6 separate regions of the Homo sapiens genome follow, and all the other regions are linked to region 1. Evidence: chromatin loops called from intact Hi-C (ENCODE). Cell type or tissue: ascending aorta. All regions are shown on one strand.

What was found. Hi-C counts contacts between places; a loop is a spot of excess contacts. Peaks named below come from ENCODE experiments on the same cell type or tissue, not always from the same donor. Only the 100,000 strongest peaks of a DNase experiment are listed, where the experiment ranks them.
Region 2: a loop joins it to region 1, with 3 times the contacts of the local background. A loop is called at or near these places in 8 of 110 quality-filtered maps.
Region 3: it touches region 1 in a loop (6-fold over the local background); 81 of 110 quality-filtered maps call a loop at or near these places.
Region 4: it touches region 1 in a loop (10-fold over the local background); 19 of 110 quality-filtered maps call a loop at or near these places.
Region 5: it touches region 1 in a loop (2.3-fold over the local background); 24 of 110 quality-filtered maps call a loop at or near these places.
Region 6: it touches region 1 in a loop (1.8-fold over the local background); 5 of 110 quality-filtered maps call a loop at or near these places.

The regions. Positions count from the first base shown.
Region 1 is chr20:57,652,439-57,657,438 of GRCh38, reverse strand. PMEPA1 (prostate transmembrane protein, androgen induced 1) reads left to right here. Exons shown (of 4, transcript NM_020182.5): 3 at 4,353-4,406; 4 at 4,841-5,000. Among named protein-coding and RNA genes, the nearest start is that of ZBP1, 35 kb to the right of the region's middle. RefSeq lists enhancers at 1,539-2,136, 2,137-2,736 and a silencer at 2,930-3,009. In ascending aorta, a CTCF peak has its summit at 3,000 (motif pointing left); DNase peaks (open chromatin) are centred at 2,018, 2,738, 2,978, 4,968 and 1 weaker place; H3K27ac peaks cover 2,965 bases.
Region 2 is chr20:57,745,869-57,750,868 of GRCh38, reverse strand. No RefSeq gene overlaps it. Among named protein-coding and RNA genes, the nearest start is that of NKILA, 38 kb to the right of the region's middle. RefSeq lists enhancers at 1,479-2,336, 2,337-3,196. In ascending aorta, no CTCF peak of the experiment used is centred here; DNase peaks (open chromatin) are centred at 2,098 and 2,673; H3K4me3 peaks cover 1,968 bases; H3K27ac peaks cover 2,996 bases.
Region 3 is chr20:58,084,539-58,089,538 of GRCh38, reverse strand. No RefSeq gene overlaps it. Among named protein-coding and RNA genes, the nearest start is that of CIMIP1, 64 kb to the left of the region's middle. In ascending aorta, a CTCF peak has its summit at 2,077 (motif pointing right); no DNase peak of the experiment used is centred here.
Region 4 is chr20:58,207,503-58,212,502 of GRCh38, reverse strand. No RefSeq gene overlaps it. Among named protein-coding and RNA genes, the nearest start is that of ANKRD60, 19 kb to the left of the region's middle. In ascending aorta, CTCF peaks have their summits at 2,283 and 2,482 (motif pointing right); a DNase peak (open chromatin) is centred at 2,502.
Region 5 is chr20:57,594,414-57,599,413 of GRCh38, reverse strand. No RefSeq gene overlaps it. Among named protein-coding and RNA genes, the nearest start is that of ZBP1, 24 kb to the left of the region's middle. RefSeq lists silencers at 2,169-2,342, 2,363-2,422. In ascending aorta, CTCF peaks have their summits at 2,292 (motif pointing left) and 4,930 (motif pointing right); a DNase peak (open chromatin) is centred at 2,273; H3K4me3 peaks cover 507 bases.
Region 6 is chr20:57,872,320-57,877,319 of GRCh38, reverse strand. No RefSeq gene overlaps it. Among named protein-coding and RNA genes, the nearest start is that of LINC01742, 130 kb to the left of the region's middle. In ascending aorta, no CTCF peak of the experiment used is centred here; no DNase peak of the experiment used is centred here.

The DNA of each region.
Region 1 (5,000 bases):
GAGAAACTGGGGATGAGAGAGGTGGAACATTTGCCGGAGGCCACACTGCTTGTCACTGCCGGTGTGAAGAGCCCACAGCCTATTCCGTCCTCCCTCAAGTGCTGGGGAGAGTGACGGTGCCTGGACATTCCAGAAGGCACCAGCCCTGGAGGGGCACTAACTCCAGGCTGGACTCACCTTGCCCCTCGGAGCCTCAGTGTGTGCATCTCCACAGTGGGTTGAAGCTAGGCCTGTGCGGCCCGTGGTCATGGGGAGGATGCAGTTAGTGGAGAGTGTACCGTACCCAGAGGCCGACTGCAGGGGCTTCACTGTTGTGGAGCAGGAGACGGCACCTGGGATCCTGCTGCCAGGAAGGGGTAGGATTCCGTCACACCTTCGGCCAATAGAAAGTCTCCTCCCACTGTCTACCCAGCCGCCTGCACAGCCGCCCGGGATGCCTGGCTGGGTAAACGTGGAGCCTCACTAGGCCTAAAGCAGAATGTGGCAGCTCCCCTGGGGACCCCCTGCCAGACAGGAGTCCCTGGGCCCCGCGGCCTTCCATAGAGATCCACATACAGCTCTTATCTGTCCCGGGCCCAGTCTACATCCCCCCAGCCCATCCATGCTCTGCCCCTGGCATGGCTATCCGACCATGGCCCCTTTTCAGGGTGACCCTGGGGGTCCCCTCTTGCCTGTATGGAGACAAGAGCTCGTGCCTCACCCACCTGCCTCACCATCTCAGGTAAGACCCTGAGCTCTGAGGTCTTTTCTCGGCCTTGTCACCTCCTTGTTGTGTGACACTGGGCAAGGATCTGCCCTCTGAGGGTGAGGCTCCAGTGCAGGCAAGCCCCTCGACCAGGGATGGCACTTCCACCCTGGCGCTGCTCCGAGGGTATTCGGGACATGATGCAGAACGTCACTGCAGTGACCGCCCAGCCACGGAGTGGCGCAGACTTCAGGTTTACCCAGAAAGGCAATCCCAGTCTTTGTGCCCAAGGCCTGCTCAGACTAGGAACTCAGGCCTTGGATGGGGTGACCCTTTGTCCTCTTTATCCCCCAATCAGTCCTCAGTGTGGGTCTCCTGCTCCCGAGAGAACCCAGCCCACCAAGGGCCCATTTCCCAGGGGCAGGGACAAGACTGTGGCCAGGCCAATGTGCGACAATCTGCCAGCAGCGGGAGCCAAAGACCTAGCGTCCACTCCCATGGCCTCAGGAGATACCGAATTCCCCCAGGCCCCTTGTGCTGGGCTGTGGGGGAATTCAGTATCTCCTGAGGACATGGGAGGTACCGAATTTTTTAGGAACATCTCTTTATTCTTTAGAAACATCTCTGAGTCCTCGAAGTTTGATAGAAGGCCATCCCGTCCCCTTGGATGTTCCTGGGGACTCCAGGGGAAGAATGGGCAGCTACGTTCTGGCCTCGTGGTGTTAAGACTCTGGAGGGGTCTGGGAGGAGCTGCCTGAGCGTCAGCTCACTGCGGCTGCCTGGTTTTGTCAATGAGGTCTTTTCTGAGTGTGAATGAAGTGTTTTCGAGTGCGTTTTGCCCATAGCTGCGCTTGGCTGTAGCAGCAGGGTTCAGTGGTATGACAGAGACCCGCCGGCCCACAAACCAGAAAATATTTTACTCTCTGGCTCTTTATGGAAACAGTTTTCAGACCCTTGGTCTAGAAGCATCTAAATGGGGAAGGCGCAGGTGGACTGGGTGCGCCCACTTCAAAGAAGAGGAGTCCACCCCGAGCCCTGGGAGTCTGGGAGTGGTTGGAGGCTGCTGGGAGCAGGGGGCTCGTCAGCAGTGGCTGTAGGATTGGAACCTGTCCTTGTCCTCCACCTGGGGTGACTGGCAGACATAGCCAGAGGCTGGGGAAGGTTCCAGACAATTCTGAAGCTGGGCCCACCTCCCCCGACTTCTCAAGCCACTTTGGAACCTAATTCCACAAAGATGACTTGCACGGGTCACCCAGCAACTTCCGCACTTAAGTAGCAACCTGAGCACTCCCTGACTGCATAGCACGCCGGCGCCTGGCACTGGGGAAACGGTAGCAGCTCCTGCAGGGCGAGTGAGACCCCTGAATAGGCCACCGGGGGCAGAGGGACAAAGGCTGTGGTGCAGGAGGGGACTGGAGGAGATGGGAGGAGGTGCCTGACCCGCCTGGGGGGCTAACGGAGAGCTCTGGGGTTAGCACACCTGGGCAGAGGCTTGAGGGGCCAGTCAAAGTTCTTCAGGAAAGGGAGGAAAGAGGGGCCATTGGTCCAGACCCAGGATGGGCTCAGATCCAAAGGCAAGACGTGAGAGTCTGTGTTCACTGGGCACCTTGCAGAACACACTGTATGGTGCATTGCAGGCGCTGTCATCAGCCCGCTATACAGATAGGAAAACCCGTTAAAGGAAACAGCTATACTACGGCCGTGGACATCTAGGGGGTATGGGCCTCGGTAAGGGGTTGGAACTTTCTCTCCTGGAGGCAGCGGGGGGCCCAGACGGTTTAAGCAGAGGAGTGGCAGGGTGTGGGGTGGGGGGCATGAGGGAGATGTTCCCACTTCTGTGAGGAGGAAGGGCCCTGGGGAAGGGCAAGAGTGGAGGAGACCCTGGGAGACCCCTCAAGGACCTCAAAGACCAGCGGCACTCGCAGCCTCTGGGAGATGGTGAGACACGCAGGCTCGCCAGCCCTCCTGCTACAGAATCTGCATTTTTGCAGGCTGCAGATGGACTGTCTGCACATGGAGGCCCTGGTTCCATAGGACTTTGCTGTCCACTAGGCACAGATGCTGGGGAGAGAGGTGGATAGAACTGTCTAATAGAAGGAGAAGTGAGAGGGGATCAAGGGTGGGTGGAACAAGGGTGGTGGGGAGAGGAGCTGTCAGGAATGATCCTGTGGATCTGGCTTTGCAACTTGAAGAATATCAGAGCCATTCGCTAAATCAGGAGACGAGGCAGTTAAGACCTCCTTAAGGGGTAGGAGCGGTCCTGACGGGACAGTTTTGAGGGGCCACAGAGCCTCCTAGTGGCCATATGGGAAATTACCACCCTCTGGCCGTTCCTACCCAGGCTGCAGGTGAGCGGTATCCTACCTGGGAACCCTCAAAAAACCTGCCCCAAGGGAACGTTTGAGGTGATGGACATACTCATTATCTTGATTGTGGTGAGAGGTTCTTGGTATAAATATATGCCCGAACCAAATTGTATGCTTTGAATATGTCCATTTATTTGCATATCAGTTATATTTCAATGAAGCTATAAAAGTAACAGACATCCCTTTCCCCGGGCCCAGGGCTCACCGTCATGGCATTTGGGGAAACTCAGAGGAACTGGTCCTGGCATGGGGTCTCATTTTCCTCAGAGCAGATGGCATAAGCTTCATGAAGTGGCAGCTGTGCCCCTGCACCCAGACCAGAGCTTGGCGCCACAGTGGAACCACACACCTCCTTTGCCAGAGGCTGAATCACTGTTTTATGGCAGAGCAGCCGCCTTGGGCACTTTCCTCAACTCTCCTGTTTTTCACCTGTGAACTGGGACATCAGTAATGATGGGCTCACTAGATCAAGGGAGAGAAAGACTGTAAAGAAATAAATGCATAGAAGCAATGATTAAGTTAGGACAGGTGCTGGAAAGGGAATCAACAGATGACAAGGTTCACGGGAGAGGCCCTTCAGATGCTGGTCTCCAAGGGTCTGCAGGGGACGCTGGAACTGAAAGTGGACAGCAGCGGGCCGTGCAGCCTGGCCTGCCGTGTAAAGGACCTGGGGCTCGGGCTGAGCTTGTTGAGGCCCCAGGGGGCTGGTCAGCATGGCTGGTGGGAGTGTGGAGGTGACACCCAGCACATTCACATGCTACCTGAGTGCCACGTGGGCTCCGGGTGGTTTTTACATTCAAATTCAGCAAGTGCTTGAGCAACTATGAGGCAAGTACTGTAATCTCAAGAACTGTAATTCAGGTACAGAAACTGCAGCGTTGAAATTAAGTAACTTGACGCAGGTCACACAGCCAGCAGGGGGCCCAGGCCCAGGGGAGTGGGGCCAGGGGTGAGGGGCTGAGGCCATGTTCAGCCTGGTGAGAAGCCACTGAGGCCCACGGGAAGCTACAGGCAGCTTTGAGAAGGGGGCCCCACAAGTGGGTGTATGTTTTGGAAAGTGTCAGGCTGGATTTTCAGGGGACAGCAGAGGGCACCTCAGGGATCAGTGAGGAGGTGATTGCGCTCACGTCCTGGAAAAGCGCCCAGGGCCAGGGGCTGGGGAAGCTGGTTCCGATGCAGAGAGGTGGGCGGGTTCAAGAGCTGATTCCAGGGTAAAGGCCTAAGAGTCGAATCTGGGTTGAGCCTTTGCTGTCCCTCCTGCCCACCCCACTGACCCTGCTTGTACGTTTCTTCCTGTGCAGGAAGGATGCCTGTGGCCCTCGGAGAGCACAGTGTCAGGCAACGGAATCCCAGAGGTGAGACCTCCCTCGGCCTCCCCTCCAACACCCCCATCCCACCCTGGGCTGCTCCCGCTGCGGCTGGAACAGTGTGGGCTGCTAAAGGCTCACCCCTCCGCCCTCCTCTGCAGTGCCCTTGCTGCTGGGATCCTCCTTGCCGGAGATCATCTGCTCCCTGCCCCTGAGGGAGCAGCCCAGCTCTCTGCTCTCTGCACACGGGAGCACGGACGCTGCCACTGTTTGGAGGAGGGCGGTGCAGCTCTGCAGTGCTGCCCCCCAGGCCAGGGCCCCCGCGGGATCAGGCTCTGGGCTCCCGCCCCCGCCAGCCCTGCTGCCCTCTCCCTTTCCCCAGAGAGCCAAGTCCCATGCAGCAGAACTCCAGTCTCAGGATCGCTTCTGGACAACCCACCTGAGACAGCCGCCCTCCCTCACTCCCGCTCTGCTTCCTCCAGCCGCAGGTCTACGCCCCGCCTCGGCCCACCGACCGCCTGGCCGTGCCGCCCTTCGCCCAGCGGGAGCGCTTCCACCGCTTCCAGCCCACCTATCCGTACCTGCAGCACGAGATCGACCTGCCACCCACCATCTCGCTGTCAGACGGGGAGGAGCCCCCAC
Region 2 (5,000 bases), 93 kb before region 1:
TTACATATCAAACTGTTGAGAAGGGTGTAGAATGAGGGATAAGACCTCTTCATTTTATTCCTCAGGCTTCTGAAATTTTTAATTTTTTATAATGAGAATGTGTTGGCACAATACTTGTGAAAATGTCTTAAGTAAGAAAACACACAACTTTAAATAAGAGAGAGACACTGTCCTACAGTACGATGTATGGTAAGGGGAGAGGAGGGAGCCACTGCACGGAGCTGGCTGTCAGGGAATGTTTCCTGGAGGAGAAGGCTTCTGAGCTCTCAGAGAATGTTGTATCTCTTTCAGTCAATGGAGGATCAGCCCCAGAGAAGGAACCCTCTTGGTCTCACCTGCTTCTTCTCCAAGAAGATTAAGTCCTGATAGGGCTGCCTCCCCTTCCTACGTGCAATGCCGCTGGGATTTGCTGGGCTAAGACAGAGAGGGGTAACCATTGTCTCTAAACACCATAGGGTCCTTGCCTCTGTTTTTCCTCTGTTCCCTGCTGCAGACATAAATTTGGGTGACTTCATAATCCCTGCTTTGTGCCAGATGCTGCTGAAGCCCTTTGTCTTAAGTTAAAGAGGGGCACCATTATGATAAACGTGCCCATTTCACAGATAAGCAAATGGGCACACAGAGAGGTTAAGTGCTGTGACCAAGGTTACACAACTGGAAAATTCAGAGCCAGGATTTTGAACCCATTCAGGCTGGTTCCTTCAACCAGGCACTCCCCCTCTCTTCAGGCACATTTCCTTCCAGCTGCTCACTCTCTTCTGCTGTTACAGGAAAGCGGTCCCCATCCAGACCCCAAGTGAAGGTTCTTGGATCGCAGTTGCGCAAGAAAGGGTGAGTCCACAGTGCAAAGTAAAAGCAAATTTACTAAGAAAGTCAAGTGGTGAAAGGACAGCTACTCCACAGACAGAGGAGGACATTCCCGAAAGTAAGAGGAGGAACGCGTCCACCCTAGGTACAATGCTTGTATATATGGGCAGATGTGCTCTGCTACGAGGGTTTGTGATAAAGGATTAGTTTTCTTAATTACTGTATTTTACAAGAATCGATATTATTATCTTTAAAGTAAAATTAGGAATGCCTTTGTTCTCCAGATATCAGGATATCTGGACACTCCCAAGTCTGGGTCTGTTTAGTAAACATTATTAATTTGTTCCTTAACCATAAACATCTAGAGGCTCAGAATGCCTGACTTTCTGGGAACGCAGCCCAGCAGGTCTCGGCCTCATTTTCCAGCCCTCACTCAAGATGGAGTCGCTCTGGTTCCAACGCCTCTGACACTGAGACACTCCAGTACCCCCAGACCCTCCTCCTCCTCCCATCTCTCTCCCTTCACCCCTCCCTCCCTCCTCTCCTCTCTCCCTGCCTTCCTGCCCTTGCACTGCCAGGCTGGCATTGAGGAAGGTCGGCTTCCTTCCGCAGACAGCACATTTCAGCCAGCTCAGCTTCCTGAAGGCAACCCTCCTCCAAACCCTTTACAATTTATTTATCTAATTAAAAATCTCTCAGCAGCTCAACATGCTTGAAGAGTTCATATTTAACCAACACTCACGGCCACCCCAACCCATCCAGGCAGGGCAGGCCCTCCCAAGAGCCTTGCCCTCTCAGGCCCTGGGAGCTGGGCTGGGCAGAGCCTCCACTCAGCTCCCCAAGTCCACCTAGAGCAGGGGGGCCGGGCACCCCAGGCTCGCCCTGGCCCCCGCCAGCTGCGTTTCCGGCCAATGAACCTGCCGCTCAAAGCCTCCTTTTTAATTAACTCCATATCTCAGGCGGCCGGAGCACGTGGGCAAACTTCTGTCTGACTTCCCTGCGAAGCCCAAGCACACCCCAGTTTGCTTTCTAAGAATAGAAGCGGGAGATGGCGGGGAGGGAGGAGGCCGGAATCTAAAAATGAATGCGCAGCCCAGAGCGAAACAACCCAGGCCAGCAGAGGGGAAAGAACGCGGCGCACGCGTGCACACACACGCGCGCGCACACACACACGCACACACACGCAGAGCCCAGCCCAGTGGAGCTGTCTGCTGCCATCCTGGGTGTGAGCCGCGGACCTGGCAGCCTGCCCAGCTGTCTGGCAGGGATGGGGGTGGCGGTGGCGCTGCTCATCCCGGCAGCAGGCAGCTGGGGACGCCCATGGGAGTCTGGAATTTTTTTTTCTGGGCCGCTTGGTTTTCCCCAGTAGACAGAGGTGACTCACAGGCTGGCAGGCTAAGTGGCTCAGGGGATCATGAGAGCCCCGATGCTGCGGTGCAAAGTTCCAGGAATTCAGAAACCAAAATGCCTGGGGCAGGAGAAAGGGCAAGACTTAGCCCCCACCAGGAAGACCAGGGAGAAAAGGTAACTCCAGCTCCACTGTTGAGGGGACACTTTGGAAGAAATCGGGATGTCTACTTAGCTGCTAGTAATAATAACAATAAAAACAACACCACCACCAGCTGCCATTCATTGAGATTTTGCTCTGTCACGCTCCGTTCTAAACTCTATACTTGGAATATCTCGTGAGCCTCACAACAGCCATGCGTGGTACCACTACTCCTGCCCCCATTTCCCTGATGAGGAAACTGAGGCCGGGGAGTTTGCTGTGTGCCCAAGCTCACATACTCAGGAAGGGCTACGCCAGGATCTGAACCCAGGCGGGCCTCCTGCACCAGCAGCAGCACGTCCCTGAAAGCCAGCCCTGCCCGTGGGTGCCTATGCTTGCAGCTGTGGCACCCAGGAGTGGCCGGCACCCCGGGCAGACGTGCCGGTAGGAGTGAGGTTATGGTTCAGTATCAGGTAACAACGAACCAAACAGAGAGAAAGTTTTCCCCTCCCAATTGTCTTTCACCCTTCCTAATTATCTGTGAAGGAGAAAGTCTCAGTTGGGTGCCAACTTGTCCTCAACACTCCCTGAGCACTTGGATTCCTTTTTTGAACCAAGAGAGCAGGCTCACGCTCACGTAGACATGGGTAACACTATTTTACTTTCGCGGTGTTTATTTTTCCATCTAGTTTTGGAAAGTTACCCAGATTTCCTCTTAGGGTAGTGATACAGAGTTCACTTTTAAGACAAATTAAGTTTTGTAAGTTAGTCGAACATTTCAGAGGGAGAGAGATACTGAAATATTTGTGGATGCAAAGACATGATTTCTGGGGTATGCCTCAGAGTAATCTGCAGTGGAGGAGCGAGTGAAGACATGGAAGAAACAAGATCAGCCACGAGTGGACACTTTTTGAAGCGAAGTGATGGGTATATTACATATCATTTCAAATATTGTATCTTATATTGCAACATTTAATATGACATGTTATATATAATACATACATTATATATTATGAGTATATTGTATTAGATTAGATTACATTATATTATTCAGGCCACTTTTGTATGTATTTAAAATTTTCCATAATGAAAACATTTTTAATGCTATATAAAAACTTTGTTAACTTATCTTAAAGAAAAAAGCGAAGAAATAGTATGAGTGGCAGCCAGACATGGCAGAAAGTATGACGGTGAAGTGCAGACGACTGAGGTGTGCAGAAGGTTAACAGAGGACATGCTTCCAACATTTCCAAGTTCATGATTTCCTTTTTGGGAAGCAGGGGAAGGGGCAGGCCCTCTCTCCGGCCTCCCTCAAAGCTCTGCCCCTCTGGTCCCCGCCAACCCCTGGTGAGGAAGCCCCCTGGTGAGGTTGGGGGTCTGATGTCATCCTGGCAGACCTTGAGGGGAAGGGCAGAAAGGGAAGCATTGCCATTTTCTCTTTTCCTTTCAAGGATATAAAAGTGCACGATTGCCCAAATGATTCCCATCTGGAAATCTAATGTATTAGGAGTAAACAGTCCTGGCTGGGGTGGGGGTGGGGGAGAGGTCATTCACAGGCCACTCTGCTGGCCCCTCTGGGAGTACACAGACCTTCTGGTCCACCCAGAGCCCAGTACCAGGGAGGGTGAAACCCCTTGGTAGAACTAGAGCAGATCCCGAGGGGCTCTGGGCTTTAAGAGTTGGCCTGAGTGGTCTCGCCCAGCAGATCATGAGCCCATCAGGCAAAGGTAGGAGGAGCCCCCAAGTCCCCACCCAGCTTCAAATCTCTGCCCTTCCCAAAGGACAAGACAGCAGAATGGCTCCTTTCACATAGGTATTCATTTATTCGTACATTCATTCATTCAGTTATTTAATGATTATTAAGTGCCTACTGCATACCAGGGACAGTTCTAGGGGCTATAAATATGAAGAGATAATGATACTTCCCAGAGTCTTAACACTGAGAGGTCAGGATGGACAGTCACTGCCTCCATGTTCAAGTGGGAGATCCAAGACATCCCCAGAGGGGGCAGGCATTACAGAGTGAAAGCAAAGCCCTGTGAACACCAGCAGCTGACTTGTGCGTACGGGATGCCCTGTCCTTTGCCCGCACGACACCCTCCCCCTGCCCGCATCTCCTTTGGTCCCCGCAGCAGCCTGTGAGGTGGTGGTTGGCAGGTGCATTCCACATCCTGAGCTGGGGAGGGGGAACGTGCCCAGGTTCACCCGGCTGGCATGCACAGGGCAGCGATTCCAATCTGGCGACAGTGATGGACTTGCCAATTACCATGCATCAAGCACGCTGTCTCAGGGAGTCTGGAATGGCCCTGCCAGACCCACCTAATGATGCGCCCTTGGCAACTAAGGAAACTGAGGCGCAGAAAGAAATGAGTTCCAAACACAGTGGTGCAATCTATCCGGATCTGTGCTGTCTGACATGGCAATAGCAAGACACGAGTAGCTATTGAGCACCCAGAATCCAGCTATTCCAAAATGACCTGTTGCTGTCATTATAAAATATATGCTGGGATTCACAAGTTTGGTATTTTTTTAGAAAAGTAAAATATTTCATTGATAATTTCCTATTTGATTACATGTTGGAACTATAATATTTTGGATATATTATGTTAAACATAATTTTAAAGTTTAAATATATTATTAAGATGAATTTCGCCTGTCGCTTTTTACTTCTTTTTTTTTTTTTTTTTTTGGAGACAGGCTGGAG
Region 3 (5,000 bases), 430 kb before region 1:
TCTTGAGATGGAGTCTCACTCTGTTGCCCAGGCTGGAGTGCAGTGGCACCATCTCGGCTCACTGCAACCTCTACCTCCCGGGTTCAAGTGATTCTTCTGCCTCATCCTCCCAAGTAGCTGGGATTACAGGCACTCGCCACCGTGCCTGGCTTATTTTTTTCTATTTTTAGTAGAGGGGAGTTCTGCCATATTGCCTAGTCTGGCCTCCAACTCCTGGCCTCAAGTGATCCACCTGCCTCAGCCTCCCAAAGTGCTGGGATTACAGATGTGAGCCACCGCGCTCGGCCTATGCTGTGTTTCCAATCATGAATCTTGGTGTGGGGGCAGGGATGAGAGCACCATATTTAATTTCCCTGATATCTTCTTTCAGGTTGGTCCAATGCAGGACCTGGGAAGGTAGAAAACGTCTAGGCTGATAGGTTCCCTCTTGATAAGAAGTTTCCTGTTCTTAATGGTCCATCCACTCTCTGAGCAAATAGAGAAGAATGACCTTCTCCTCTGGCTTGGAATTGGTCCTGAGAGGGAAGGGCCATTCTGAGAAAGGTCCCTGAGATGAGACCTGATACTTGAGACCATACGAAGCAAATCCCTGAAGATGTGTTCAGCTGCAGGCTGAGAACCTGAGATGAGACCTGATGCTTAAGGGCCACGCAAAGCAAATCCCTGAAGATGCATTCCACTGCAGGCCCTGGAGAATCCGCCTGCCCTGACTGCCTCACACAGCGAGGCCGTGGATAGGTGGGCTATTGGTTCTGGGCTCGGTTGCCCAGCACATCCTCAGGGATCCGGCCTTTCCTATCTTTTGTTTCACCCTTCTGAGCATATTGGCTTTCCTTCCTCATGCTTGTTGCCTCAGGGTCACATGAGGATGGCCATACCTCCAGGCATCACATCTGAGTTCAAGGTGGAAGAAAGGGGAAGAGCTGTGCTAGGCCCATCACTCCTTTAACAGAAAAAAGCTTTCCCAGAAAAGCTACCATCAGACTTTTATTAGAACTGAGTTACATGGCCACTCCCAGCTGCCAGGGAGGCTGGGAAAGAGGGAAGCAGGATCTCGGATCAGCTTAGACAGATCATGGCCCATGTGGGCCTTTACTACCCGAATCCAGCTTGGAACTTGTTCTCCAAGAAGAAGGAATCTGGATATTGGGCAGGACACTGATAATGTCTCCTCATGCATGGCACTGTCCTTAGTGCTGACCTACCAACCCTCCAGAGAGGACGGGGGTTTGCAGGTGTTACCCTGCCCTTGTAGAACACAACCCGTCTGCACATAAACGCTAGTGGGCCAGTTAGAAAGGATCCAGACCAGCTCCTTCCATGCAGCACCGCGGGTGCACATGAGTCAAATAGGAGCTACACTTAGTCAGTGCTCCCTGGGCATTAAAGTAAGATTTCATTTTCTACTCTGAAGGACCTTATGAGGTGGGCATTATTATTATTTTCATTATGCAAATCAGGATATTCTGGTTTTTCAGAATAACTTCCCCAAGGTCAAATAAATTGTAACAGGCAGAACAAGGATTAGAGTTTGCCCCCCGAGTCTGGGCTCTGAACTGCTCAGTACTGACCTCTCTTCCCAGGGAGATCTGACTGAGATCCAGCCTCCCATCAGAGAGGAGAATGGAGAGCACCATGATTTAGGGCAGTCAAGACATCCCTTGCTTTCTGTAGTCAACGGCAGGTTTCACAACTCACGATAATGAGCTTGCTTGCTTCTGGGGTTACTGGTTTAGTACCTGTATCCCCCACTAACATGTAATCTCACGGATACAGGAACTGTAGCTGCCCCCACACTATTGTATCTCCCAGAAAACAAAGAGCACTTTGAAATATGAGTGGCAAATTTGAAGTCACAATCACAGATGCTACAGATACAGACACTGGTTGGTTTGCAATTGAGCTGCATCAGACATGGGCAACTCTAAGTACGGCGGGGAACTCCAGGTGAACAGTAGTAGGGATTTTTAAAGAATGTAATGATGTCTAATGATTCATTGGCCCAACATTGGGCTGGCTAGCTGGGAAGGAAATCAGAGTAATTAGCTTTAGAGCTGGTTGCCTGCTGGTTGGAATTCCATGCTCTGGCCACAAGGGGACAGCACTTGAGAGACGATGTTCCCGGGCATCCATTGTTCCTTTCTCCAGGGGCTTTGCAGTCAGACTCTTTTATTTGGTTGGTGTTTCTTCTTCCATCCAAGAACAACCACACACTACAATTCATGGAATTAAATTTCACATCAGTTAAAGGCCAGATAAAGAGAGCTGGGGTTCGGCTAGAAGTAGTCCAGGAAGGCTCCCTGGAGGAGGTAGATCTTGGTCTGGATGGGCCAGGGCCATTGGTATTACACCTCAGCAATTCAATTCACCTGCATTGCTTGAGTGCCTACTGTATGCCAGGTACTGCCCCTGGTGCAGTGGGCAAGACAGAGGCATTAGATGGGGCCCCTCATGGAGGACACGGTTTAGTTGGTGAGCGGATGATGCTCACACAGCTGTAATGTAAGTCAGAAGTTGATGAAGGCAACAAAGAAAAGGTAACAAGGTCAGATTTATTCTCACCGACGGGACCTGAAGCAGTATCGCTGAGGAGGAGGCATTCGAGTTGGACTCTGAGGAAGGGGTAGCATCGGTCAGGATGGTTTCACGGGCCTCACCCCGTGTTTTCCCCACCTGAGCTGGGAGGTAATGCCAAGAAAGCATTTACAATGCCAGGTGTATGTGTGATCCAGACACGGAGGGTAAGAAGGCAAACTTTACTATTGGGCAGATGTGAGTTCAAGTCTCACCCTGGTCATTTCTAAGCTATGCCATCTTGAAATGATGTAACCTTTTTAAGTTTAAGTTTTCTCATCTACCAAATGGTTATAGTGCTTGTACTGACCTTGTAGCTTGTTCTATAAGTTACATAAACAAATAAAAAATTATTAATATCTTGAGATTGAAATTCCACATGGCTTATAACCTGGGAAGAGAGAAGAAAAGGCATTCAGTTATTCAACATATGCTTATAAAACACCTACTATGTGCTAGGCATTATGCCGGGCCCTGGGGCTATAACAGGCTCTGAAAAAAATAGATATTCTCACCCTCATGGAGCTAGTGTGGAGAGAAAGCAAACAAAATAAGGCAATTGAATAAAAAATAGAGAAATCATGTCTTTTGTAGAAACGTGGATGGAACTGGAGGCCATTATTCAATGTGAGATGACTTGGAAGCAGAAAGTCAAAAACCACATGTTCTCAGTTATAAGTGGGAGCTAAGCGATGTGTGCACACAGACATATGGAGCAGAATAATGGACACTGGAGACTGGGGAGTGTGGACGAGTGGGGAATGGATGAGGGATGAAAAATTACCTGTGGGGTGCCTATTTGGGTGTGGTACATGAAAAGCCCAGATGTCACCACTGTGCATTATTATATCCATGTAACAATCGCACTTGTAGCCCCTAAATCTAGAAAAATAAAAAAAATTTTAAAGAACAACAAGAAAAAATAAGGTAACCTACAGCAGGCCAGTTGGCCATAAGTTTTTTTGAGAAAGTAAATCAGGGAAGAGGGTAGGAATTGACAATCTGGAGAGGAGGGGGCCATTTTTAAACGATTTTCTTGGGAAGCTTCCAGAGGGCTTGCCTTAGGGGACAGTACGAAAGAAATAAATCTTCAAAACTTTTTGATAGCAACAGAGAACCATAGATTTAGATACGTTTGGTAAAGTTTTAAAGGCCAGCGGCGATCAAACTGCCAATGTCCAGGAGGAAAATGGGAGAAAATGAAAACTAACTTCAATGCAATTTTAAAAAAGGAAAAAAATAATAAAAAAAAGATGGTAAACATATATTATCAAACAGGTGGAGATATAGTCTCTCAGATTTGACTTAAAAAGCAAAAGCCAACTCTAAACCGTTCACAAGACACAGCCCAAATAACCTGACCCAGAAAGGTTCATAATAAAGAAAGGAGCTCTGGTAAGTGGGACAACATGAGGGGAGCCGAAAGCAGGGATGAAATGTGACAATGAGATTAAGCAAAACTGAAGGCCACAGGCAGGAAATGGTAAGCCGAGGAATACTTTCTACTGACAAAATCTATAATCCACCAAGCAGACATAGCGGGCCCAAATCTTAATCGGCCAAATGTTTCACTGGGCGCAAAGACTATAATGCACCATCTCGACAAAGCCCCAATCATAGCAATAGACTTTGACTTTCCCCTCTCATAATTGGATAGGTCACGTGGACAAATAAGCAGATAAGGAATGTGGGCAACACAATGAACAAGCTTGATTTATGAAATGTCAATACAACTCTGTTCCAAAGAAACAGCCCCATTCTTCTCCTGGGCGCACGGAACATTTTTGATATTAGTCGTGTTCTTGGCTCACAAGTAGATTATTTACTGCCACAAACAGAAACTCTGACTCAGGCAGTTTAAGTCATGGGGAAATGTAGAAACCCATGTCCAGGAGGTCAAGGGAGGGTGGGCACCAGGGTGGGCACCAGCAGGGGCCCTCGGCCTCTCTCTTAAGGCTGGCTGTGGTGAGGTGGAGCAACTGAGACAGGGCCTCCCTTGTTTTCTTCCACTGGAAGAAAAAAAGGAATTTCTTCAACCATGCAATAAAAGTCCTTCTCTTTAGTCAGATTGGGTTACTGATATCAAACGCCCACCCTTGAATCAAGAAGAGTTGCCCAAGACAATGCACAGATTGGTTTCACCTGGAAGCCATGGGCAAGACAGATCGAATCGTCATGATTGACCAAGACCACTCAAGTCCCACCCGGGGAGCTGGGGCAGGCTCCGCTTCCCCACGGGCTGTGTGGAGGGAGGGGATCTGGAGTAGTGTCAGGGGTGGGAGGGGAAGGAGGAAGGGGAGAAGGATGCTGAATAGGAACCAACAGAGTCCATTACTCTGGCCAAGAGGAGAATGTTAACAAATTCTGGAAAGGATGTAACTTACGGGCCAAATTTTCTGCCAATAATGCTTTATGATATTTGTAAG
Region 4 (5,000 bases), 560 kb before region 1:
TATTTGAGCACAAAGAATGATGTCAAAGGTATACCTCCAAACTGTTAGCATTGCTTGCTCCAGGGCAAGAGAACTGTTTTACACAGCCCTAAATTGTTACAACCGGCAAGTCTCCTTTTGTGAGACAGGGTCTCACTCCATCATCTAGGCTGGAGCTCAGTGGTGCAATCACGGCTCATTGCAGCCTCGACCTCCTGGGCTCAAGTGATCCTCCCATCTCAGCCTCTTGAGTAGCTGGGACTACAGGAGCGCCCCACCGTGTTTGGCTAATTTTTTGTATATATGTATTTTTTAATAGAGACAGGGTTTCACCATGTTGCCGAATTCCTGGGCTCAAGCGATCTGCCTGCCTCAGCCTCCTAAAGTGCTGGGATTATAGGAATGAGCCATCATGCCTGGCCCTTCTTTTATTTTTTATCGTGGCAAAAGACACACAACATTATCCTTAGTGACATTTAGTACATTCGCGATGTTGTGCAACCATCACACTATTTCCAGAACATTTTCATCATTTCAAAAATAAACCCCATACCCATTTGCATTCACCCCGGACACCTCCCTCCAGCCCTAGATGACCACCAATCAACTTTCTGTCTATACATTTGAATACTCTGAATATTTCATATAAATCAGATCATAACAATATGTAGCTCCCCTGCTTTTTTTTTTTTTGAAACGGAGTCTCACTCTGTCATCCAGGCTGGAGTGCACAGGCATGATCTCAGCTCACTGCAACCTCGGCCTCTTGAGTTCAGGCGATTCTCCAGCCTCAGCCTCCTGAGTAGCTGGGACTATAGGCACATGCCACCATGCCCAGCTAATTTTTGTATTTTTAGTAGAGAGCGGGTTTCATCATCTTGGCCAGGCTGGTCTTGAACTCCTGACTTCAGGTGATCCACCCACTTTGGCCTTCCAAAGTCCTGGGACTACAGGCGTGAGCCACTGTGCCCAGGCACATGTAGCCTTTTGGACCTGGTTTTTAGCATAATGTTTTTGAGGTTCACCCATGTTGTGGTATGTCTTAGTACTTCATTCTTTTTTATGGCTGAATGACATTCCATTGTATGAATATACCATGTTTTGTTTATCCATTTATTAGCTGATAGATATTTGGGTTGCTTCCACCTTTTGGCTATCGTGAATAGTTCTGCTATGAGCTTTGGTGTATAAGGATTTGTCTGAATTCCTGCATTCAAGTTTTGGGTGTACATTAGGAGGGGAATTGCTGGGTCACATGGTAATTCTGTGTTTAACAGCATGTCTTACTTTTGTAATTAAAAAAAATCAGGCTGTGGAGGCTCGTGCCCGTAATCCGAACACTTTGGGAAACTGAGGTGGGAAGATTGCTTGAGCCCAGGAGTTCGAGACCAGCCTGTGCAACATAGTGAGACCCCCATCTCTACAAAAAAATATAAAAAATTAGCTGGTGGCATGCACCTGTTTCCAACTACTCAGGAAGCCGAGGCAAGAGGACGGCTTGAGCTGGGGAGGTCGAGGCTGTAGTGAGCTGTGATCACAGCACTGCCCTCCAGCCTGGGTGACGGACTGACACCCTGTATTAAGAAATAATAACCAATAAAAAAAGGAAGGAAAAGAGAAAATGCTCCCCCCGGCCCCCACGCCAGGCTGTCTAGAGTTGGAGAATTACGACAGTCGTGTGTTGAGTATTTTCCAGGCATCCCGCACACGTGATCTTATTTGGTCTTTTCAGTGACCCTGGAAGGCGGACATTCTCAATTAGTATCACAGTCGCAAGCGGGCTTAGTTAAAACACAGATTGCTGGGCCCCACCTCCCAAGGATGCGAGACTCAGTGTTTGGGACAGGGCCTGAGACTCTGCATTTCTGACAAAATCCCTGGGAAGGTGGTGCTGAGCAGCACTGAGCACGTTCTCTTTCATGCCCATTTGTCACGGAGGAAATGGAGGCTCAGAGAAGGTTAGCAACTTGCCCAGCAACACACAGCACCTAGGTGGCAGAGTGAGGATGCCTGCCCCTCTGCCATAGTTTCGAGTGCCTGTCGGGATGAAGCTGAATGTGACTGTTCTGAGCGGCAAAAGTAGAGGTTCCACCACCTTTGGGAGGCAGGTGGGGGAGTATTTTGGTTCTGGAGTCAGCTTGCCCGGGAGGCCTTCCTGGAGGCTACGACCTCGGTTACTCCTCCAACTCCCCTCTTTCCCTACTTGTAAAAGGCAGAAAATACCAGCACTCATTCTCAAAGCATCGACGGCCCTGCCCGGCCAGGATCCAGCTGGGACAGGCACATTGGGCTGAGCACGGCCAGGCAGTGCAGAGGGCAGGATAGACGGGCAGGTACGCACACCCCACGGACACTTCCTCGTGGGCTGCACCCCAGCCCCAGCGGCCCACAGGACACACCCCAGAGGTCCTGAGCACTTTCCACCCCTCTGTCTTGGATTCACGAAGAAAATCCTCTCCGGGCCTGCCGGCGTCGGCTCCCGCCAGGTGGCGCTGTCGAACGCAGTTGCCGCAGGTGCGCGGCCACGGCGGCCTGTAGGTGTCACTGCGAGACCGCAGATCAACTCCCCGAGTGGCGCCTCGCGCGGATCCAGGCGGGCCGTCCATCCGCGTCCATCCGCCCCCACCCGAATTGCAGATCCTGTTGCATTCCCCAATTTTCTCCTTTCCCGTTAGGCCGTTATACACCAGAGATTTTCCACTCTTGGTACTTTTGTGCTCTGTTGATCTTTGGATAGTAGACACTGTTTTGAAAAATATGTAACCACGTGGATATTATTTTCACATGCCATTCATAGTGTAAGAATTTAGAGAGAAACACGGTCCTCCAGTCCAAAGAGTCTTCCCCGGTGGGGGCGGGGGCGGGGGGCTTACAGACTATGTTTTTAGGGTCAGGGATAAGAGCTAGCCAGCTTTACAGATAAATTCCATTTTTTTAAACTTGTCCTCCTAAAGGGAAGAAAAGTCTAGGACCTTCCTTTCAATCCTAGTGAATATATTAATTAATATTCACCCAGGAGGCGCTGCAACAAGAAAAGCAAGAAGGAATTAGGCTAACCTAGGTATTTCCAAGCCCAAGATCCTCAACATCATTCTCCCCAAGCAAGGTACCAGTCATGTGTCACTTAAAAGGGGTGCATTCCGAGAAATGTGTCCTTGGGTGATTTTGCCGTTGTGCAAACATCATAGGGAGTACTTACACAAACTAGATGGCAGAGCCCACACACACCTAGGATATGGGGTATAGCCAATTGCTCCTACACCAGGTTACTTAACCTGTGCAGCATGCTGCTGCATTGAATGCTGTAGGCCGGGGTCTCCAACCCCTGGCCACAGAGGGGTATTGTTCTGTGGCCTGTTAGGAACCAGGCCACACAGCAGCAGGTGAGCTGCAGGCTTCATCTGTGTTTACAGGCGCTCCCCATTGTGAGCTCCGCCTCCTGTCAGATCAGCGGCAGCATTAGATTCTCATAGGACCACGAACCCTGTTGTGAACTGCTCATGTGAGGGTCTAGGTTGTGCGCTCCTGATGAGAATGTAATGTCCGACGATCTGTCACTGTCTCCCAGCACCCTCAGATGGGACTGTGTAGTTGCAGGGAAACAAGTTCAGGGCTCCCACTGATTCTACATGATGGTGAGCTGTGTAATTATTTCATTACATATAACAACGTAATAATAATAGAAATAAAGTGCACAATAAATATAACGCACTTGAATCATCCCTAAACCATCACTCCCCTCTGGTCCGTGGAAAAATTGACTTCCACGAAATGGGTCCCTGGTGCCAAAAATGTTGGGGACCGCTGCTGTAGGTAGTTGTAACACAATGGTAAGTCTTTGTATATCTAAACATAGAAAAGGTACAGTAAAACTACAATATGAAAGATACAGAATGGTGCACCTGTGTAGGGCACATACATGAATGGAGTTTGCAGGACTGCACGTTGTTCTGGGTGAGTAAGTGAGAGGGTGGTGAGTGAATGTGAAGACTGAAGATATCACCGTACACTACTGTAGACTTTATCAGCACTTCACACTTAGGTTACACTACATTTGTTTAAAAAAGTAATTGCACTACAACTGTATGATGGCTATGGCAACAGGAATCTTTAGCTCCATTATAATCTGATAGGACCACTGTCATATATGTGGTCTCTTGTGGACTGAAAGGTATAAGGGTATAATCCGTGGCATGCAGGGAAGGGCTGACATTTAAAATAAGTGAGCACATGTCAGAATTAATATTTTTTACCAAATTATATCATCAAAGAAGTTCATGATTTACTTCTAACTTTCACCAAACTGTAGTACATTTTTATTTCTATTTTTTTGAGCTAGAGTCTTGCTCTGTCGCCCAGGCTGGAGCGCAGTGGCGCAATCTCGGCTCACTGCCACCTCCACCTCCCGGGTTCAAGCAATTCTCCTGCCTCAGTCTCCCTAGTAGCTGGGATTACAGGCGCCTGCCACCACGCCCGGCTACTTTTTGTACTTTTAGTAGAGACAAGGTTTCACCATGTTGGCCAGGCTGGTCTCAAACTCCTGACCTCAGGTGATCCGCCTGCCTCGACCTCTCAATGTGCTGGGATTACAGGTGTGAGCCACCATCCCCGGCCTGCAGTGTATTTTATACCTGGCTCATCTCACAAATGGTTTAAGAATTATTTTTAAATAAAGAAAAAATTCATCAGTCTGGTTTTGCCAGCGCTATAAAGTATCGCATTTCAATCTTGTAGTGACCCAGTGAGGTATTATTTTTCCCACCCAACAGGTAGAGACAGAGGCTTGCAGAACCAAAACTCCTGGCTTTGAGGAGAAATGGATCCCTGCCCTGCGGTGTGGAGCTGCACTTCACAGGAAGAGACAAATAAGTGCCCTAGAACGCGGAGTAGAGTCTACCTCACTCCCACGTAATCATTCAGCAAATGAACTGTTTGAGCACTTGTGGGCTAGTCGGCTCCTCTGGGCGCTGGGAAGCTCCCCTGGGGCCATCAGAAAATGGTCTCATTGTTCCCACCACTGC
Region 5 (5,000 bases), 58 kb after region 1:
GTTTAGGCATCTGTTCAATATTGTAGGTGGGATGTTGCAGATCTATTTGTACTTTTGAATCAAAACAAAAAGCAGGTTTTTTTGTTGTTTTTTTTTTAGCGTGCTTATTGACTCACAAACTAGCAGTGTTCAGGTAAGGCCTCATCCAGCAGCTCAAACAATGTGGTTCAGGACCCACTGTCCCTCCATCTCTCTTCATGGCTTCCCACAGACTCAGCTTTTTCAGGCTCCACACGGAGACTTTCCAGCCACTAAGAGTTCTGCCCTGCTGGGGACAAAATGGCTGCAGTGGTTCCAGACCTCACATTCCCACAGGGGACAAAAGCAATTTCTAAACCACCCCAGTATTTGCCACCTCCAATTGGGCATGGGGATGAGAGTCATTAGCTGTAGCCAATCCAGGCTCACCCCTGAATTTGGGGGTGCTTAGAATGGTGTGGACCTTCTGTGACAAGGGCATTTTCTAAGCATTCTTTAATCCTCCCCTTAAGTACATGAGGAGACTGGGGCCAAGGGAGGGTAAGTGGCTTGCCCAAAGCCACATGGCTGACAAGTGAGACCCATGTTCAAAATTCCAGATTGAAAACCAGATTTTTCCAGTCCTGGTGGTCAACCCATCACGGAGGATTTAACACTCCCATCTGCCAGGCTGCTAGCTCCCACGGATGACAGCAGACTGGCACCCACCCACGGGCAGCCACATCACCTCAGATGGGGAGGGGCCAGCAGGACCAGGATTTTGCATTCCATGAAAACCCTCTTCTGCAAGAGCTCCTGTGAAACAAGGGTTCCTTGGACAGTTGTGGATACGCAGCATGATGCAGCCCCCGCTGCATGATTCCAAGGCAGCCCATTCAGGGAGGTGAAACTACTGCTCAAGGACAGAGATAGGATTCAAACCCACTCAGGGAGGTGAAACTACTGCCCAAGGACAGAGATAGGATTCAAACCCAGCCATCAGGCAGGCTTGCAAGCCAGTGCTCTTAAACATGTTACTGAAAAAGCTGCCTGGGACATATCACCGCGGCCTGGCTGTCACCTCCCAGCCCCTGGCTGGTCAGCTCCCCCACTGTGTCTCATTGACCTGCCCCCCACGCCCACCCCGGGGCACAGTGGCCTTTGCCACAATCAGCTGAATGCCCCCAGCTGCTGGAGAAGCAATCCAGCAGGGCCAGTGCCGGCAAAGCCCTGAAGGCGGGAGTGTCAGCTGGGGGGCCGGGGGTGGGGAAAGGGGGGAGGGGGTCTGGCGCCCCTGGCTACAGAGCTCGAGACAGGCCTGGCCCTCCCAGCTCCACCTGCAGGTCAGGGGTGTGGGGGGTGAACTGCGTGGCTGGGAGATCCTGGAGGTGAATCTTTGATCCCCCCATTTGTGTGACTCCTCTCTGCCCCCAGCATCTGGCTTACCGGCTCTGAACCTCTGTCTTTCCCTCTCACCTCCTCCTTCCTCTTAGATGGACCCCTGTGATGACATCGAGGCCACCCTGATAATGCAGGATGACCCCCCACCTCACTATCTTTAACTTAATCACCTCTGCAAAGTCTGTTTCTCCATGTAAGGTAACATGTTCCAGGTTCTGGGATTAGAACACGGGCATCGTCCTGGGGAGCCTCACACAGCCCGCACTGCTGAGCATGCTTCAATGTGCAGGCTACCCCATGCCCTTCAACGCTCAGCGCACCCCATGCCCCTAACACAGACATCTAGCCCAGAGTGCCAGCAAGGCCCAGACTGAGAAGGTCCGTTACAGGCGCTGCTGCTGCTGTTAATATCACGAATATAAAAGAATAAATGGGGAAAAAAATAATGGGGCTTGGCGTCACAGCCCCTGGTGTGTGTAATCCCAGGCAAGTGAGTGTAATCTCAGGCAAGTCCTGCCACCTCTGAGCCTCAGTTTCCTACTCTGTTAAATGGGCAGAAATAGGGACAGACCCTGCCTGGTGGGAGCTCACGCTAAGAATGAAGGGAGCCCTTGCCCAGTGGTGCCCAGACCTGGGGGCTGAAGCCTAGGCCCTCCCGGGGATTGATTGACAGCCGTCTGTACAGGTGGGGCTAGGCCGGGAAATTGTCAAAATTTCCCCTGTGACACCCGCCCCGGGCTGAGATGTCTGGGCCGGCTTCCAGCTGTGGCCCCAGCTGTGACCCCAGCGGCCCCACCCGGGCTCCCGGAGAGTTAGGGCCAAGCCAGCCCCCGCCCGCGCCCTCCGCAGGTCTCGACTGCAGGGGCGGCCTGGAGGGGAGGAGCGCGGAGCCGGCCTTTCACAGCCTTGGCCCGAGCGCCCTCTGCTGGCCGCACGCCGCCGGCCGCCGCTCACCAGGCTGGGCTCGGAAACTTCCAGGGCCTGAGGTGGGGTCAGGCGGGGTGGGGGGGATCCCGTGTGACCCCCTCCTGTTCCTTCCCCACAAAGCAGCCAGACACACGTGTTTCCCCCACGGTTCCGGGGTGGTGCACATAAGCCTGCAGCCGGTCCACAGGCCCCAGGTGAAAGTTCCTGTTCTGCCCTCCCGGGCCGGGGGCGGGCTCCTTTCTGGCTGATGCCCGTGCCCCAAATTTGGGGGAAGGAGCACAAACCCAGCACCCTTCAGAGGCTGATTTTCTTCTATCGTGGGGAACACCCCTGCAACCTGGGTACCCCCGCTCAAGTCCCCAGTCCAGCTCCTGCGTGACTCCCAAGGACCCTACCTGCAAGCCCATCTGTGGCATCGAAGTCCCGACCCTGCGGGAGCTGATGCCCCCCGGACTCCCGCAGGCACTAACTCACTTCATCCTCCCACCGACTCCACGAAGAAAGGAATCTTTACCCCGTTTCACATGGAGAAAACTGAGGCACAGAGAGGTTAAGCTACTTGCCCAAGGTCACACAGCCAGTGAATGGCCCTCTAGGATTAAACCCAGGGCACAAAATGAGTACAGTCGACCTCCAAGTGTGGAAGAAAACCCACATCATCAACCCCTGTCTGGGAGGTAGGGAGGTGGGGCGGTGCCTCATTTGCAGGACCTGAAGAGAGGGCCCATTTGAGCTTACAGTCAGCCCACAGGCCCCTCTCTGGCTCACCAAGTGGGTGGATGCCTCCCAGGTCTACACAACAGTGTAGGGCCAAAGATACAAACTTGGACCACCCCAGACTCAAGGTTTTGCCCAACCATTTTCTAGCTGTGTGACCTTGGGCAAGTACCTAGTCCTCCTGCGCCTCCGTTTCCACATGTGCAAAATGGGGTGATCATCTGTGTTCAGGATGAAACTAGCAGGGGCCTGCCTCGTTGGTGCGGCCGCATCAGTGCTGTGGGTAATGGTCCCTCACCACGCCCCATCCTGAGCCACCCCCTTCTCTCCATCTGGCCCCTCCTTCTCTGACTCCTAGTCTAGCTCCTTGTTTGAGTCTGACAATGTGCTCAGGTAGGATGGATTCAGAAGCCATATCTGCCCCAAGCCTGGTGGACAGCGGGTTTACCCTCTGTGCTGTGACATGCCCAAGTGACCCGCTACCTTGAACCTCAGCACCCCCCACCAGCGTGCACCACACACACATACACACAGCTCAGTGCCCAGGTAGGGCCCAGGCCTCCAGACAGGGCAACTGCTTCCCATCTCACACACACAGCACCACGGCCACACTCTGCTGAATGTCACCTCCTCCCACTCTGCCCAGAGGTCCTGGAGTCACTGACAAAGGAAAGAGGCCCCCAACAAGACCTCCCCGAGTGGCAGCCAGGCCTGGGCCCCAGAGGGCTCCGCCACTGACCAGGTGTGAGATGTTACAAGTGTCATTGAATCCCTGAGTCTCAGTTTTCCCATCCGCAAAACGGGGTTAAATGAGATCATCGGTGGAGAGCCCCAGAGCAGGGGACGTCAGTGGGTGTCAGGGGACGTGGCTGTGTTGTCACAGCGCCCGTGGTTCCTGGCACAGCCACAGCCTCATGAATAGCAAAGGGTGATCTAACTCGGCACCCAATAAGTCAGGCCCCACCATGACCCCCAAGGAGGCATTTCAGCCCTTCGGCAGGTGACGAGAACAGGCCCCCATCCTGCAGCCGGTGACGAGAGCACAGGCCTGGGGGGCCGCAGTGCTCTTGTCCCACACCCTGTGGTCCTTTGAATGGTAACAAAGCTGACAGTTACCAAGGGCTGACCACAGGCCGAGCCCTGCGTGGAGTGCTTTACAAAGACCACCTGTTGAACACAAAACAGCCCTGTGAAGCATATGACCTGCCCGTGCGTCCATTTCAGGCAGTGTAAACCAAACCCTCAGGCTCCAAGAGGGGCCCCGGGCAGTTCACAGGGTGAGTAGCAAGTGCCCCTATGCTCCCAGCTTCAGACACAGGGAGGCGGGGGGCTGGCACCATGAAGTTTACCCCTAAATGTGGATTTGTCAAAACCCGTTTTGCACCAGAGAAATGAGGGCTTTGAAGTTCCTGTCTTCCCCAAGGGAGGCAAAAACAAAATGAAAAAACTCTGGAAAACTCACTTTGCTCCAAAGAAATCCAACCTACAGGGGCTCAGTCGACCTCAATCACTTTCTGGCCACACCCAAAGTGCGTGCACAGCTGCAGGAATGATGTTGTAAAAGTATATTCATTGGCACGAAAGAGAGCCACGATCTAGCGGTGAGTGGGAAACAGCTCGGCAGGTTGCAGACTCTCTGTGGGGTATGATTCACTTTTTGTATGAAAATGCCTGGATGGATGAAGAAAAGTCTAGAAAGAAATCCGTGCACATGTGAAGAAAGGTTTGTTCTGGGTGCGAAATTCCAGGTGGTTGCTTTCTTTTGGCTTTATCTGGGTTTTCTACTGTATCTGCAAGGTAAACATATTAATTGTGTAACCACAAACATCTACAAAATCGGAAGTGACCTAAAGGGACCGGCCTACTGAGCCTTGGCCACCGTGGACCCCGGCCTGGGCTGAAGCGGCCACGGCCTCAGCTCTAGCCACCAGGTGGCGCCCTTGATCTGTTTTTGCAAAAAAAAAAAAAGGCCCACAGAATTCGCAGGGCAGGAGGGC
Region 6 (5,000 bases), 220 kb before region 1:
TGCTCCGAGAGCACGTGATCTTCTAGTCACACATTGAAAGGGTTAATAAAACGCAGACAGGCCCCTCTCCCTCCCTTTCTACGCCTCACCCAGTACAGGAGGGGATCCACTGACCAGACAGTTTCAGTTAAATCGATAAAATATTGTTTTAAAAAACAAAAAGAAGTGTATTATTTTTCTGTTATACGGGTAGGGGTAGGGTTTACCCCAGGACACTACCAGAGACAAAGGTTTCCTGAAGGTAAGCCGTGCCTCTAGGTAAGCTGCTGCCAGGGCTCTTGCATTGCAGAGTGATTCTGTCTATTGAAACAGCACCCTGGAACGGGGTAGGGGGTGGAAGACAATGTTTTAATGCCTTTTAAGTGCATTTTTGTCACACTGAAGAAAGGGAATGCAGAGTCCAGGATGGAAAATTCCCTTTCCCTCATGGACCTGCAATTGCATGTCACTAAGGCCATCTCCTCCCCACTGGCCATCCCTGAATTACTGGTGGCAGCTACCTAGGTCTCTCAGAGAACCTCCCGTTAGAGCCCCCTGCTTGTCTTTTAAGACCCCTTGAGTTGTGAAGTGGAGGACCAGTGACTTCCAAACATGTAGTGTGTACCTACCATGTGTCCAGCAATCAAAATAGCCAGGACTTACCCTGTGCCAGATACAGTTCTGAGGACCTTACGTGTATCAGTTCATTTAATCTTTACAGCAACCCCAGGAGATGTGTACATGGCTATCCTCACTCAACAGAAGAGGAAACTGAGGCACAGAGAAATAAAGTAACTTGTCCCCCATCATGATAGCCATAAGTGGAGGAGACAAGAGAACCCCATTGACCTGGCTCTGGGGTCGAAGCTCTCACCTACTGAGATATGCTGAAGACAGGATGGAGGATGAGCCCACACAGAGACAGACCTGGAGACTCTTAAGCCCAGCTGCAGGAGCTCAGTCTTCATCAGAGGCCTCGTCCAGAGTAGACAGTGGATCGACGCAGCCAACTGTAGACACTCCAATTCTAGCCCAGGGCCACCCACCCTTCTGCTAAAGGACCACTTCTCAGAGGCACAGCCCTGGTTCAGGAATTTTGTTATTCCATAAAAGGAAGCCATATTTGCAGAAAGAACCACATTTGGCTGGTGAAATTCATCCAATCCAAAGTTATAACCAAGTTGTTGTAATTCAAACTCGGATGTCGATTTCAACCCCTATCTCACAACTATTTTGAGCCTAGGAAAGCCCACAAGTGTGTCTATTCTGAGACAACGACACAAAAAGATCCAGTTAGAAAAATGTTCAGAGAAACTTGGGAATTATAATTACTCCTACACCCGAGAACGTTCAACTGCTCTCATTTTATAAAGTGGCTTTACAGAAATTGCACTTTAATGTTCTGCCCCAAAGGGGATGGGGGCTAGCAATATTTTTAATGGATGGAAGGCTCCCCCAGTGACAGGCTTGAGGGACAAATGGGCGCAGGAGCTTGCAGGTAAGCAGGTGTTCCTGGGAAGGTGTGGAAAAGGCCCCAGAGCAGGGCCAACCAGAGAGGAGCCAATCGCAGGCAAGAGGAAAGGAATTAGGTAAAGGACCGAGGCACAGTAGCATAAAATATCAACTTCAGTTTTAAAATAACAATGTTGGCTACTATCATTTAGTGGCCATGTCTCATATGGCCAGGACTATCCTAAGCCCTGGACAAGTATTCACTCATTTAATCATCCAAATAACCCCTTAAATATATCCTATTAGAATCCCCTCTTTATAGCTTGAAAAATTAAGGCAGAGAGAAGTCTAAGGACTTCCCTTAGATCGCAGCGCAGAGCCATGAAGCCACAACTTGAAACCAGGACCTGGACTCCTGAGTCCAGCCCTCGTATTGCAGGTCACAGTTCCCCAGAAACCGTGCAAGTGACCTCATTTAGAAAAGGGGTGTTTGTGAATGTAAATCACCAATTCGTTCATTCTAGATTCATCTAGAATGAGATCATCCTGATTTATTTGGGTTGGGCCATAAATCCAATGACAAGTGTCTTTATAAGAGACACACAGAGGAGAGACACAGAGAGGGGAAACCATGTGAAGGTGGAGGCAGATATCCATCTTCCGGATCTTGGGGCCAGAAGATGAATCTCTGCCTCAAGCCAAAGATGCCTCTTCCTTGCTTGGAAGAGGGAAGGAAGGATCTTTCCCTGGAGCTTCCAGAGGTAGCGCAGCCCTTCAACACCCTGATTTTGGATTTCTGGGTTTTTTTTTTTTTTTTTTTTTTGACAGGGACTCACTCTGTCACCCAGGCTGGAGTGCAGTGGTGCAATCACAGCTCACTACAGCCTCAACTTCTCGGGTTCGAGTGATCCTCCCGCCTCAGCTTCCATAGTAGCTGGGACTACAGGTGCACACCACCATGCCCAGCTAAATTTTTTTGTATTTTTTTTATAGACACAGGTTTTTGCCATTTGCCTAGGCTGGTATCGGAACGCCTGTCCTCAAGGGATTCACCCTCCTCGGCCTCCCAAAGGAGCCACCATATCCAGCAAGATTTCTGGATTTCTTGATTTTGGACTTCAGAGAATACCTTTCTGTTTCTCTAAGCCACCACGTTTGTAGTCATTTGTTATGGCAGCCCCCAGGAAACGAATACGTGAACCCTCCAATGTTGGTACTTTAGCATTAGAGACGATGATGCTGAGGCTCAAGGGGTTAGGTTATTCCAACCACAGATGGCAAGTGACCCACAAGGCCTCGAACCCCAATGTGTCTGTGCTCTGAACACGGCTCTTGCCTCCAGCCTGTGAAGTGTCCTGGGAAGCAATGTTTCTAGGGAGCCTTCTTGGGGTTGGGGAGAAGAGAAAGGCTCAGGCACTAAATAAGAGTCAGCACCCCAGTGAGCTGGGGTTCTCAGGGCTCATGATGGAGCGAGGGCCGGACAGAGGGGCGCCTGGGCCACCACGGGATCGGAGGAGGCCAGGGCAGCCCACATCATCTTCAAGGTGCTCTATTTGAAACCTCTTCATTGTATTGGGCTCAAGGACTCTATTTATTCTCCTGGAGTTGTTTCTGAACAAGTCGGAGGGGAAGGACTTGAGTGGGCTTTGGATAGCTGTTGCCTCCCTCAAAGAGCTTGAGGCCAGCACTTGAGTCCACTTGACAAGATCCGATGTTGAGCTGTGATTGGGGAGGGGGACAGTTCAAGACTCAAGGAGACAGAAGTTTTACCCTCATCTCTTAAGTCATCTCACCTTGCACTGGCGTTGCCCTTAGGAGCCAGAGGAATAATCCTGACAATAGCAATAAAACAATAATATATTTCTCCCATGTGCCGTGTGCTCCCTCTGGGCCAGGTGTGTCTCTAAACCCTTTACACATGTGACCTTGTCTCCTGCTCACATCGACATTCGAAGGTGACTGCCATCCTCTTCCCCATTTTCTGGAGAAAGGGAAGAAGCGAAGCCAAGCCTGGTTAGGCCCCGCTAACCAGGGTCCTAATCACCTAAAGTGAGGCCCTTTTTCTCAGGCTACATGGCCAGTAGATTTCAGGGCAAAGATTCCAGCTTAATTCTACAAGTGCAGAGGGACTTCTGGCCTCTTTTTCACTAAGCTGCCCCACTACGGCTTAAGCATTTTGTATCACACCTGTCCTCTAGATTCTGAAGTTCCAAGACGGACCCACATGACTTGCCTTGGGAACCCTACCAGTGCCTTCTACAGCACCCCCCCAACCCCCTCAATAAATAGCTGATTGGGATGGAAAGGAGTGGAGTGCAGTGGACTTCAACTGCCCTGGGTTGACTTGATCTGAACTGATCTGCACAGACTTAAATAGACTTAATCCGAGTTGACTTGTCTTGAGATGACTTGATGAGAGTTAAATAAAAAACCCATTTAGGACTACTTCTGGGAAATGAAAGAAAGCTCATTTTACTCCTTTTTACTGAGACCTGCCAGCCCCCATCCCTCTGACTGTGTTGGGCTCAGATGGAAAGGGAAGGTCTCAGAAGCGACAGCTCTCTGCATTCAACCAAGCCCAGCCAGGACCACAGACACCAGGGCAGGGCAAGGCAGCCAGAGTGCTGTGAGGAGCCAGGTTTTCATCTTGGAGCCATGGCTGGCACAGAAGCCCCCATGCCCACAGTGAGAGGAATGAAGGTGGTGAGGAGTGAGCCTCACCCAGACCCAGCCATGCCCATGAGTCACAGAGTGTGGCCTGCCTGGTGTGGAGTATTGCCCTGCGGAATAATGAATATTGCCCTGCGGAGGAGGAATGCAGGGAGGCCCAAGGCAAAGCTGAGGCTGTCTTCCCACTGCCACTCCAGCTGCCAGGGCACCACTCCCTTCCTTTCCATTGTTGGCTAACTGCGAGAGCTACCCTGCCTTGAGCTGTGTCTGGCTATATGCACCCTGCTTGCATGACCTCATTAAGTCTCCATGACAACCTATTACCATCATCACTCTATTGATGATGAAGCCAAGGCCCAGTGGCCCACCATCTTGGCTTACCTGGGACTACAGGGTTTCCTGTGATGTGGGATTTCCAGTGCTAACACTGGAATCGTCCTGAGCCAAGAGGGAAAAGTTGGTTACGCTGGATTACAGAACCTTACACCAGTCACATGGCCAGCCCTTAGTAGGTGATTAGGTTTGGCTGTGTCTCCACCCAAATCTTATCTTGAATTGTAGCTCCCATAATTCCCATGTGTCATGGGAGGGACCCAGTGGGAGTAGTTGAATCATGGGAGCAGGTTTTTCCCATGCTGTGCTTGTGAGAGTGAATAAGTCTCATAAGATCTGATGGTTTTATAAAGGGCAGTTCCCCTGCACATGGTCTCTCTTGCCTGCTGCCATGTAAGATGTGTCTTGCTTCCCCTTTACTTTCTGCCATGATTGAGAGGCCTCCCTAGTCATGTGGAACTGTGGGTCAAGTAAACCTTTTTATAAATTACCCAGTCCTGGGTATGTCTTTTTTTTTTTTTTGAGACAGAGTCTTGCACTGTCACCCAGGCTGGAATGCAGTGACA